Linked DNA regions of Homo sapiens: region 2 is linked to region 1. Evidence: chromatin loops called from intact Hi-C (ENCODE). Cell type or tissue: dorsolateral prefrontal cortex. All regions are shown on one strand. Each heading gives the region's core, and the rest is flanking DNA. Links, peaks and the distances in the headings are about the cores only. Region 1 overlaps LINC02538 (long intergenic non-protein coding RNA 2538). Region 2 has its middle 170 kb from the start of TTLL2.

Region 1 (5,373 bases), core at 287-5,286:
CATGAGGTCATAGTGTGCCCAAACAGACATGTCTCAGACAAACAGGAACCTGGGAAATGGCCACTGACATGGAGTCAGGTGCAACTTGCTCTCAGGGTGCAGAATGATTCTAGAGTCTGTGTTACGAAGAGAAGCCCAGATAGAAACTGGGGAACAGGTCCAGGGGGAGGTGACCAGGTGAGCAGAGCAGAGAATCCAGGACGGTGGCCAGAGGCAGGAGCAGAGCTGGGGAGCAGGCTTCAAGCTCATGCTTCCAGCACCTCTGTGTGTGCACATGTTATGTACATGTGTGTGCGTGCATATGTGTGTACTTGTGAGCACATGTGTGTCTGCATATTCGCATGTGTGTGCACATGCATGTGGGTATTGTGTGCTTGTGTGCACAAATGTCTTCCTGTGTTTATATGTATGCATTGTGCATACTTCTGTGTGCATATAAACATGCGTGTGCATGTGTGCATGTCTGTGCACGTGTGTGTGTTTCTGGGAGAGAAGATCAGGCCAGTTCAGACTGCCTGAGTGAGCACTGTAGAGAAAGGCAGGGAAAATAGCCTTTGCCAGCATTCTTGTTTGTCCAAAATAAGGGAAGCGGTTGGATTCTGAAGGGCGTGCTGCTGTAATTCTCATCACCACTGTCCCCATCACTGTCTAATTCATGCAAACACTTGCCTGCAGCTGCTTCAGGAAAAGGCCTTTATTATCCCAGGCCCCTCCTCCCCCGTGCCTTCTGACCCGCGTGCAGAGCCCTCGGGAGCCCATGTTTCCTGCCCATGTTTGTGGGAGCCTGGTGATGGGTTCCTCAACCTGGCCCTCCATGAGCCTCTTCAATCACTTCTCCTTCAGAGAATGAATAGCCTCCCACACAAACATGAGTGATTGGGAACCTTGGGAACTGTGGAAGTTTCAGCTTAAATTCTTCTCTGAAGTTTTTCCAAAGCCCAGCTGACACTGAGCGTGTGGATTTGAGGAGAAAAGGACTTATGGGTTTCACCTGAAACTTGCAAGCTTAGTTTCCTTCAAAACGTACAACACATAGGCTGGATTCCTCCTCCACTGCTGATCCCCATCCCCCAAGCCACCACGGTTCAGATCGTGGAATTTAAAAGGGTAGTGTGCGCACACACACACACGGATATGCAAACACATGTGTGTGCTCACAATTACACACACGCACACACGTACATAACATGTGCTCACATACAGAGGTGCTGGAAGCTTGAGCTTGAAGCCTTCTCCCCAGCTCTGCTCCTGCCTCTGGCCACCGTCCTGGATTCTCTGCTCTGCTCACCTGGTCACCAGCCCCTGGGCCTGTAATTTAAAGAATTTCTCATTGGCTGTGTGACGTTGGGCAACTGACTTAACCTCTCTGTGCCTCAGCTGTAAAATGGACATAGTAATAATAATGCCCTCCCTCTCAAGGCTGTGGTGAGAATAAAACAAGTAGATGCATTTGAAGTACAAGTGGCACCCACCGTGTGTCACCTGTGTACGTGCATGTCATTCTCCCCGTGTGACCACTGGGAACGTCCAGGCCCACGCCGATCTCCAGGAGGAGGATTGGGGCCGAAGTTGAGTCGGTCACCCATGGCCAATGATGTAATCAATCACGGCTCTGTAACGAAGCCTCCATAAACACCCGAGAAGACTGGGATGGAGGAGCCTCAGGGTAGCTGGCCTCATGGAGGGTGGTGCCTGCGGCCGGCAGGGAAGCTTCACCCCTCCCCCAGCCCTCACCTACACATCTCTTCATTGACCGGTTCATCTGCGCCCTTTGCAATAAAGGGGTAAACATAAGTCGAGCGTTTCTCCGAGTTCTGTGAGCCGAGCTAGCAAATTAACCAAACCCAAGGAGAGGGTCTGGGAACCCTGATGTACACAGAGCCAGCCGGTCAGAAACACACGGGCTTGTGGTTGGCACCTGAAGTGGGGGCCTTCTCGTGTGACTGAGCCCTCAACCTGTGGGTCTGGAACTCATTCCAGCTGGACAGCGTCAGGATTGATTGAACTACAGGACCCGGGGCCCCTCCTGACGCTGCCCCTTTCGGAGGTGGGGACGCGCTTGTCTGGGTGAGCACCTGCTGGGGGTTTGACACTGGAAGACCTTCGAGGCAGCAGGAGGCTCAGGACCTCCCCAGAAGACCCTTCCCCTCTGACACTGGAAATACAAAGTTTCATTTCCACAAGCCCATGGTTTTGTGCTCACTCTGCACTAGGACGCAACACGGGGTCGGGAGAGATTGTGTGGAAAAATAAAACATGGCCAGACCCATTTTCTTACCAATTTTCAAGTGGATTTCGGGTATCAAATGATCATCTTTGTTTTTTTGTGCAGCAGGATATTAATCAGTGTTAGAGGGAGGGAGATTCTGGGACAGGCTGCGGCGCAGATGAGTCTTCAGGGCCGCTGAGTGACGCGAGCCAGCCACAGAGGACAAATCCTGCCCAACTCCACTTAGGTGGGGTCCGAAGAGTTGTCAGGTTCATGGAGACAGGAAGGAGAAGGCAGGTGCCAGGGGCTGTGGGAGGGGAGGGAGTGTTTACCGACGACAGAGTTTCCGTTTGGGAAGACGAAGAAGCTCTGTGGGTGGAAGGTGGTGATGATGAACACACTTAATGCCTCCAAACTGTACAATTAAAAATGGTGACAAAGGCCCCAGTGTTACGTGAAGCACATTTCACAGTGAAAATCACGCCTCATGGGGCCAGCCCGCTCCACTCGGAGAGGAGGAAGCTGCTCTTCCCCAGAGTGCGCGTTTTCAGGACAGCATTTTCAGATGTGCTGTGTTGCATGAGGACTGTGGAGAGTGTGAGAAGGGGAGGCCAGCCAGGCAGGGCCCACAGACAGCAGGGGTCAAACCATGGACATCTTTAGGGCATTTGTCCCTCCTGGTCCTTGGGAACAGCCCCAATTGTCCCCCTGGAGTGTGTCTGTGGCATTGGGCCCCCCTGGAGCGCCAGGGTTGGGGTGGGCAGTGGGGTGGGCAGAGTGCCGTAAGCTGGGTCTCTCAGTGGCTCCTCTCCTTCCAGCCAATGTGCAATGCAGTCCAGCTCAGTCTCTGCAAGCCCAGCCATGGAGGACTCCACACAGGTACAGACCCATGACTGTCACTCCAGGTCTGCCGTGAGCCACTCCAGTTCACCGGCCAGCACCCCATCTTTAGACAGCGGGTGCGTAAGTCAGCCAGGTCCTGTGTCGCTTAAGCCTTCCTTCCTTGATATGTCCCAAAACGGCCTCTCGAGCTGCGGGGCAAGGCCTCCAGTCCTGCGTCTTGTGTTTGGGGAGCACGTCAGCTTCCAGGGCAGCAAACTCGCGGTGCTTCCTCTAAATGCTTAGACTATGGTACAAAAGATCCAAGAAATGCCAGTGGCATTCGGTTCCCCTTGCTGTGTCCTCCTGGCCCTTTCCATGAACCTTTTGTTCTGACAGGGAGGACGGCCGGTGGCCTGGGTCTCACACTCGGCCACTTGAGTTCCCCGTGGGCCTCTGCAGCCTCCTCTGTGGGCCACATGTGTGTGGTTTGGGCAGAACGGGAGACTTCACAGGCCTCTGCTGGGAGCTCGCTTGTTTATTTTGGAAGAATTGTTTGTCTCTGCTGCTGACAGTGCAGCCTGAATCCTGTTTTGTTATTTCGCCGTCCGCGTGTTCTGTCAAAGACCAGTGGCCTTCTGCCCTCATCTGCTGCCTGTTTTGTTATTTCGCCGTCCGCATATTCTGTCAAAGACCAGTGGCCTTCTGCCCTCATCCGCCACCTGTTTTGTTATTTCGCCATCCGCGTGTTCTGTCAAAGACCAGTGGCCTTCTGCCCTCATCTGCTGACCGCCTGACTGCACTAAGCAGCATTAGATGACATTTTTCCGTCACTGAATTTTTAGGTCAAGCCAGTTCTATCGCTGCAGAATAGATAACTGAACGGCAGCGTGACAGCCTTTGGGGCAGGGGGGCCGTCTCCGGATAAGACACGTTTGTCTTTTTCCCAGGCACACAGCCTTTGCCGTTTCAGAGCCAGGGCTTTTCCTGAAGACTGCATTTCTATCAGCTGCACCTTGTGCAGGTCCCACCCCCTCATGCCCCTCCCTTACTCTAACAGGTGCAGAAGGGGAAGGAATGTCTGTGCTTTTCCAGGTTGCGTCCTTTCTGTAATGTGACTCACCTGTTCCGCAATATTTTTTAAGCATTTACAGGCTGCGCAGAATTGCGGAGGATGAAAGTTTGACAGAGACGTGGGCTGACCTGAGGGAGTCATGGGCAGCAAGGCCAGTGACAAGGCAGATACAAGAATAACTGCAGCGTAGGGACCGAATAGTGCACGCTGCAGCCTCCCGGGGGTGCAGCCAGTGGGGGATGAACAGACCCGTGGTCCTCCACACAGAGGTCAGCACACATCCAGGTGCATTTCCAAACACACCAGGTTGGTGTGTCTGCCAGGACCCCTGAGCAACCAAAGCCCACAGTGCCCCTCCCTGCCCCCGGCCCACCCCGTCCAGGACCCTCACCGACTGCCTACAGCCACTGAAGGGTAGAAGGGACCCGAACTTGGTCGAAGAGGAGGAAGCTGCTCTTCCCCAAAGCGCACATTTTCAGGACAGCATTTTTAGAGGCGCTGTGTTGCATGAGAACTGTGGAGAGTGTGAGGAGGGGAGGCCAGCCAGGCAGGGGCCACAGAGAGCAGGGGTCAATCCATGGACGTCTTTAGGGTCTCTGCCCATCTTGGTCCTCAGGAACAGCCCCAGTTGCTCCCCATGAAGTGCATCTATGGCATTGGGGCCCCCCGGAGCACCAAGGTTGGGGCTGACAGTGGGGTCGGCAGAGCGCCATGAGCTGGGACAGGAGGCGTCCCCTCTCCTTCCAGCCAATGCACTGGGCTGGACCCCCAGGTTTACAGAAAAGTGGGGCAGACCCTGGAGAACTGCTTTGTCATGAGATGGGGTGCTCACCCCCACCAGGCATAGCGTTCCTCCTTGCCCCTGGTAGTGCAAGGACCAGGCCATACCCATCGCAGTGTGGAAGCTGAGTCCATGCAGTGTCCGGTGGCGAGTGCTGTGCCCACTGGGAGGCTCGCCGAAAGCCATCCAAGAGGTCTGGGCTCCTCTGAGGCTGACTCGAGGGGGCTGCCCAGACAGAAAATCCTGGCCTTGCGATTTCAATCTCAGACCAACCCACCTGTGAACACTGCCTTCTCATGTGGACGTGGGGAATGAGGAGGAGACACGGCAAGCTTGGGACCAAAGGAAAAAGAGGCTGACCTTGAAGCCTCCTCCAGTGAGGGACAAAAAGTCACGGCCTCAGCTGGCAGAAGGTGCTTGATAAACCACAGGCTCCTGCCCCCAGCACTCTGGCCCCAGGGACACTCAGACGTGATAGAGTCCAGACAC
Region 2 (5,373 bases), core at 241-5,240, 170 kb before region 1:
ACAGTCCCATGCACACACACTCCATGCACACAGTCCCATGCACACACACTCCATGCACAAAGTCCCATGCATGCACTCCCATGCACACACACTCCATGCACACACACTCCATGCACACAGTCCCATGCACACACATTCCCATGCACACAGTCCCATGCACGCACTCCCATGCACACACACTCCATGCACACACTCCCATGCACACACACTCCCATGCACACACACTCCATGCACACACTCACATGCACACACACTCCATGCACACAGTCCCATGCACACACTCCCACGCACACACACTCCCATGCACACACACTCCTATGCACACAGTCCCATGCACACACTCCCATGCACACACAGTCCCATGCACACACACTCACATGCACACAGTCCCATGCACACACAGTCCCATGCACACACTCCCATGCACACACTCTCATGCACACAAACATCCATGCACACAAACATCCTCGCACACACCCTCCCATGCACACACATTTTAGAAACGTGACCAGTTCCTTAGGGTGCTCTCCTTTAAAAGGGCAACAGGAAGGCTGGGGGTCAGTTGTGCAGCCTATACTTACCCTCTTCTGTGACCAAGAGCTCGGGGGTCCCCAGCTAACCTCCCCTACTGCTTTAGATATATGCATTTTTACTCATCTTTGATATTTTGGAAAAGACAACATGTTCCATGCAAGTCCCTTTGAATGCTGCCCCTGCAAGCCAGCTCAGAGGGAACACGCCCCTCCACACCCCCCGCACTAGGCCTTGGGTGCGGCCCGTCCGCCTCTCACAGAGCAGATGGCTGTGGCTCCCTCCAAGGCAGAGGTCACCCCGCCTGACCAGAACCGCTTGTGTTCTCTGGAGTGAATGGGACATGAGCGTAACAGGGGCGGGGAAGGCGGGAGAAGGGTTGAGGGGAATGTGTGGGATCTGCCTCCATCGAGCTGCAGGCGCGGGTCTGAGCCCTGATAGCAAGTGTGAGGGCTGGTGCTGACGCAGGGCTCCCCCGAGACCCAGTCGGGTGTGGAGCTGCCTGGGAGGAGGCCTGAGGGGGTGGGGGAGGCTAAGAACAGGAGAAGAAGCAGCTTTTTCTCATGATGGAGCGGGAGCTAAGAACAGGAGAAGCAGCTTTTCACATGGTGGAGTGGCGGGGCGAAGAACAGAAGAAGCGGCTTTTTCACATGATGGGGGGAGCTAAGAACAGTAGAAGCAGCTTTTCACATGATGGAGTAGGGGTGGCGAAGAACAGAAGCAGCAGCTTTTTCACGTGATGGGCCGCGGTGCTGGATTTTGTGCCAACCTGACTGGGCTGCGGGTGAAACATTATCCCGGGTGTGTCCAGAGGGTGTTTTGGGCGAGATCAGCATTTGACTCGCTGCACTAAGTAAAGTGGGTGTCCTCCCTGATGTGTGTGTGTGTGAGGGCTCATCCAGCAGCAGAAACCTCAACAGAACACGCACCAGGAACCCCCTGACCCCCGGAGGAGAGGGGAGTTCTTCCTGCCTCATAGCCTTCGAAGTGGGACCTCGGCTTTTTTCCTGCTTTTGAACTCGAGCAGAATCTTAAGTTCTTCTGGATCTCAAGCTGCTCCTCCAGACTGAAGGACCCCCGCGCCTCTTCGGGTCACCAGCTGAACCTCACGCAACAGATCCTGCGACGCACCAGCTACGGGGATAGTGGAAGCCGTTCCTCCCAATCAGTGTGTATCTGCCTCTCCCAGTGGTTCTGTCGCTCTGGAGAACCCTGACCAGTACAGCAGTGAGGTCCCATCATGCAGTTTCATGGGAAACAGAGGTGACTGGGCCGGAATGTGTCACACACACACACTCACACACACACATACATACACACACGCATACACACTTACATACACATACACACGCACACAGAGAGACACACATACACATATACACACTCACACACACAAACACGCTTATACCCAGATTTACACACTCACACGCGTACACTTACACACATTTATACACACATACACACATGCTTATACGTACACACTTACACACAAACACTATACACACATACACACACTTATACATATACACACATACGTTTATACACACACATATACATACACACACGATACACACATACACATACACACTCACACAGAGACACGCATACACATGTACACACACACAGTTATACAGAGATTTACACACACAAATACACCTACACACATGCTTATACACACACACTTATACACAAACACATTTATACACACATACACACACTGATACATACACACACACACACATACACTTATACACACACACACACACATCTGGGTCCACCAGGAAGAGTTGAGAAATTCTTCAAGGGTGCTAAGAAGCTGATGGGGACCGTGGCATTAGCTTGGAACACTTGTCATTTGGACCCAAAGTCACATCCACTGCTGAGCCCGAGGCTGCAGGAACAGTGGACCTGGGTGAGCAGAAGGCGAGGCGGAGTCCAGATCTTTCCCAGGAAAACATCACCTGGCGTTGGAAATGAAACGCAGCCCTTCAGCGGGCTCACCTACAATCAGGCACTCCAGCATTAGCTGTTTAGAGCCAGGCTACCATTTCCTGGATTCTCTTCTGTTTTCCATACCCGGAGCTTTCTTAGTTTTTTCTCTGGGTTTCATGAATTCATCAGTGGCCAGGCATTGTTTTATCAGATGTGCCAAACGCTGATAAGGACACAGTTCGCCCTTTCTATTTGCATTTGAATTCTTTCTCTGGTCTGACTTCTTGAGCCAGCAGGATTTATTTCTGCCCTGGCATCTGGTGAGCCGCCTCCCGGCGGCTGCTGCCTTCCTGGGTACATTTCAGTCTCCAGGCTTTTCTAGCCACAGGGACCCTGGGGACATCTCCAAGGCAAGTCCTAATATAGCTCATTTCATCCCTCTGTCAATGTCCTCCACGCCTTGAATAATTATCATATGAAAACCTTTGAGAGCAGAGCACCCCTGATTCTGATTTTCCCCAGCTAGATAGATTCCCACGCCGTCTGTCTTTGAGCCAGCTCTGGGCCAGGGAGCCAGGCAGAATTTGCAGAGAGGTTCTCAGTCACCCACCCTGCCCCTGAACTCAACAATGAGACCATCCAGCCGGGGCAGCTGCGTTCAGTCTCTGGCCACCTCCCATCTCCTGCCGCCACTGTCTTGCCATTGTTTATAGTGTGACACTCTCCACAATGAATCTAATCCATAGAAAACAGCACCCAGCTACATACAGAATTTTACAAATAAATCTACAGATGCCCCTACCATGACATGAAGGAAAAATAAAATGAAAATAACTAATGAAAAAAATCCTGTGTTTATGTGTTTAGTATGTAAATTCTCAAGCATGATTACCCTAGAGGAAAGGGCTCTAATTTTATCCGAAACCCCTGAGTGAAGATGTGTTTCAGAATTCCTGTTTCCAAGGACTTTTTCATGGAAATGGCCTCCTTACATTGCACATTCGATCAACTCTGTTAGGACCTGGAGCAGCATCTTCTAATCAAACACATTAATGGTTCCCAAGCACAATGTGTAATCACACAGAGCAGGATTTTAGAAATTGGCTATTAATAGCCTCACACGAGTATAGCACAGACTCCCCTTGGGTTGGGCATGCAGCCCCCGGCCCTGGGACCTGGCCCCAAGCCCCCGACCACCACCTCATGGAAGCACGTGCTCTGACCTGCCGTGCCTCGGAGTGACAGGGCTGGCCCACACAGCAGTGCCACCTGGGTGGAGTAGCACCTGGAGCCCCACCTAAGCCCACATAGGCCCTGTTCCCATTTCTCTTCTGGGTGGCCCCTCCGACCCTGTAGTCCATGTATGGGGCTGACCAACTCTGGGACTTGCCCCTGGGGGTTGTTCTGGGGCCAATGGCCGAGCCCTGTTCCAGGCTGACAGCCTGGCCCAGGATGGCTCCCACTGGTAGGCACAGCATGTCTCCTACACAATCGTGTGAGACTGGGCTGCCAGAATGGGGCTGACGTGCTGGTTGTAGGTGATTCAAATAGTTTAAATAATCAGGGCTCTTCAGAAGAGGCTTTGCCTGGGGCCTTGCACACCCCAGTCGTGTCCTGTTGTTTCAGGTCAGATTTTGCCACTAAATGGATGAAGAAAAGCACTTTGGGTTTTCAAGGCTGTTTAGAATTCTGAGCTACAGGTAAGGAATTATAGATCAATAGACACAAGCTTTTATTTGTGTACACCATCTTGTAAGTGTGAGAATTACAAGTGTGAGAGTACAGGGTACCGGCACCTGAGGACTGCAGGGCCATTGACATCAGCGGCGTGAGTACAGGGTACCGGCACCTGAGGACTGCAGGGCCATTGACATCAGCGGCGTGATTTCCCAAGATGGTAAATAATTCCCAGAAAATCCTCAAACAAAACAAAGTTCAATCTTTATTCTAGTTACATTCTCGGAACATTCAGTGTACGCTAAAGCCATGCAAAAAATTCTTGATGTTTACATACAAAATGGAGTCAGGTTCCAGTGCAAAGAATTACAAGCCAACTTCTAGCTCCCTAGGGACCCGGTGAGACATCTGGAAGGTATGAAGGATATAAGTCAGAGCCAGCTTGATATGATTTATCTGTGTCCCCACCCAAATCTCATCTTGATTATAGTTCCCATAGTCCCATGTCGTGGGGGGAGCCTGGTGGGAAGGAATTGAATCATGGGGGTGGTTTCCCCCATGCTGCTGTTGTCGTGATAGTGAGTGAGTTCTCACGACATCTGGTGGTTTTATAAGAGGCTTTTTCCCCTTTGCTCGGCACTTCTCCTTCCTGCCATCATGTGAAGAAGGACGAGTTTGCTTCCCCTTCCGCCATGATTGTCAGTTTGCTGAGCCCTCCCCAGCCATGCTGAACTGTGAGTCAATTAAACCTCTTTCCTGTAAAAATTACCCAGTTTCAGGCAGTCCTTTATAGCAGTGTGGAATAGACTAATACACAGCTCTTCTCTATTAGGAGATGTCCCCACTCTGTGGGACAAGCACCCCAGCCTCCATCCACTAAATGATGAATGTGCCCCCCAATCATCTCCGCAGCCTGGCACAGCCGCACAAATTCCCACCCAGCTCCTTATGGTGGTTCTGCCCCTTCCCCCTCCTCACCTGCACGGCAGAGCCCCTCACAAGATCCTCCCACGACGGCTGGGCTGGAGACCAGTGACCAAATACCAAGCACCCGTGCACTGGCCCTGTTAGGAGTTAAACTGTGTCTCCCTAAAAAGGCATGTTGGAGTCCTAAGTTACCCCAGAATGTGACTGTGTGTGAAAACCTGGCCTTAATGAGGAAATCAAGTTAAAAATGAGGTCATTCAGGCAGGCCCTAATCTAATACCATCAAAGGCCTCATGAGAAGGGGGA

The links. Peaks named below come from ENCODE experiments on the same cell type or tissue, not always from the same donor. Only the 100,000 strongest peaks of a DNase experiment are listed, where the experiment ranks them.
Region 2: a loop joins it to region 1, with 4 times the contacts of the local background. A loop is called at or near these places in 8 of 110 quality-filtered maps.

What each region holds. Positions count from the first base shown.
Region 1 is chr6:167,664,571-167,669,943 of GRCh38, forward strand. LINC02538 (long intergenic non-protein coding RNA 2538) reads right to left here. Exons shown (of 3, transcript NR_117091.1): 3 at 2,270-5,373. Among named protein-coding and RNA genes, the nearest start is that of LINC02538, 12 kb to the right of the region's middle. In dorsolateral prefrontal cortex, for the core only: no CTCF peak of the experiment used is centred there; no DNase peak of the experiment used is centred there; H3K27ac peaks cover 2,258 bases.
Region 2 is chr6:167,493,229-167,498,601 of GRCh38, forward strand. No RefSeq gene overlaps it. Among named protein-coding and RNA genes, the nearest start is that of TTLL2, 170 kb to the left of the region's middle. RefSeq lists an enhancer at 1-552. In dorsolateral prefrontal cortex, for the core only: no CTCF peak of the experiment used is centred there; a DNase peak (open chromatin) is centred at 3,103; H3K4me3 peaks cover 845 bases; H3K27ac peaks cover 1,498 bases.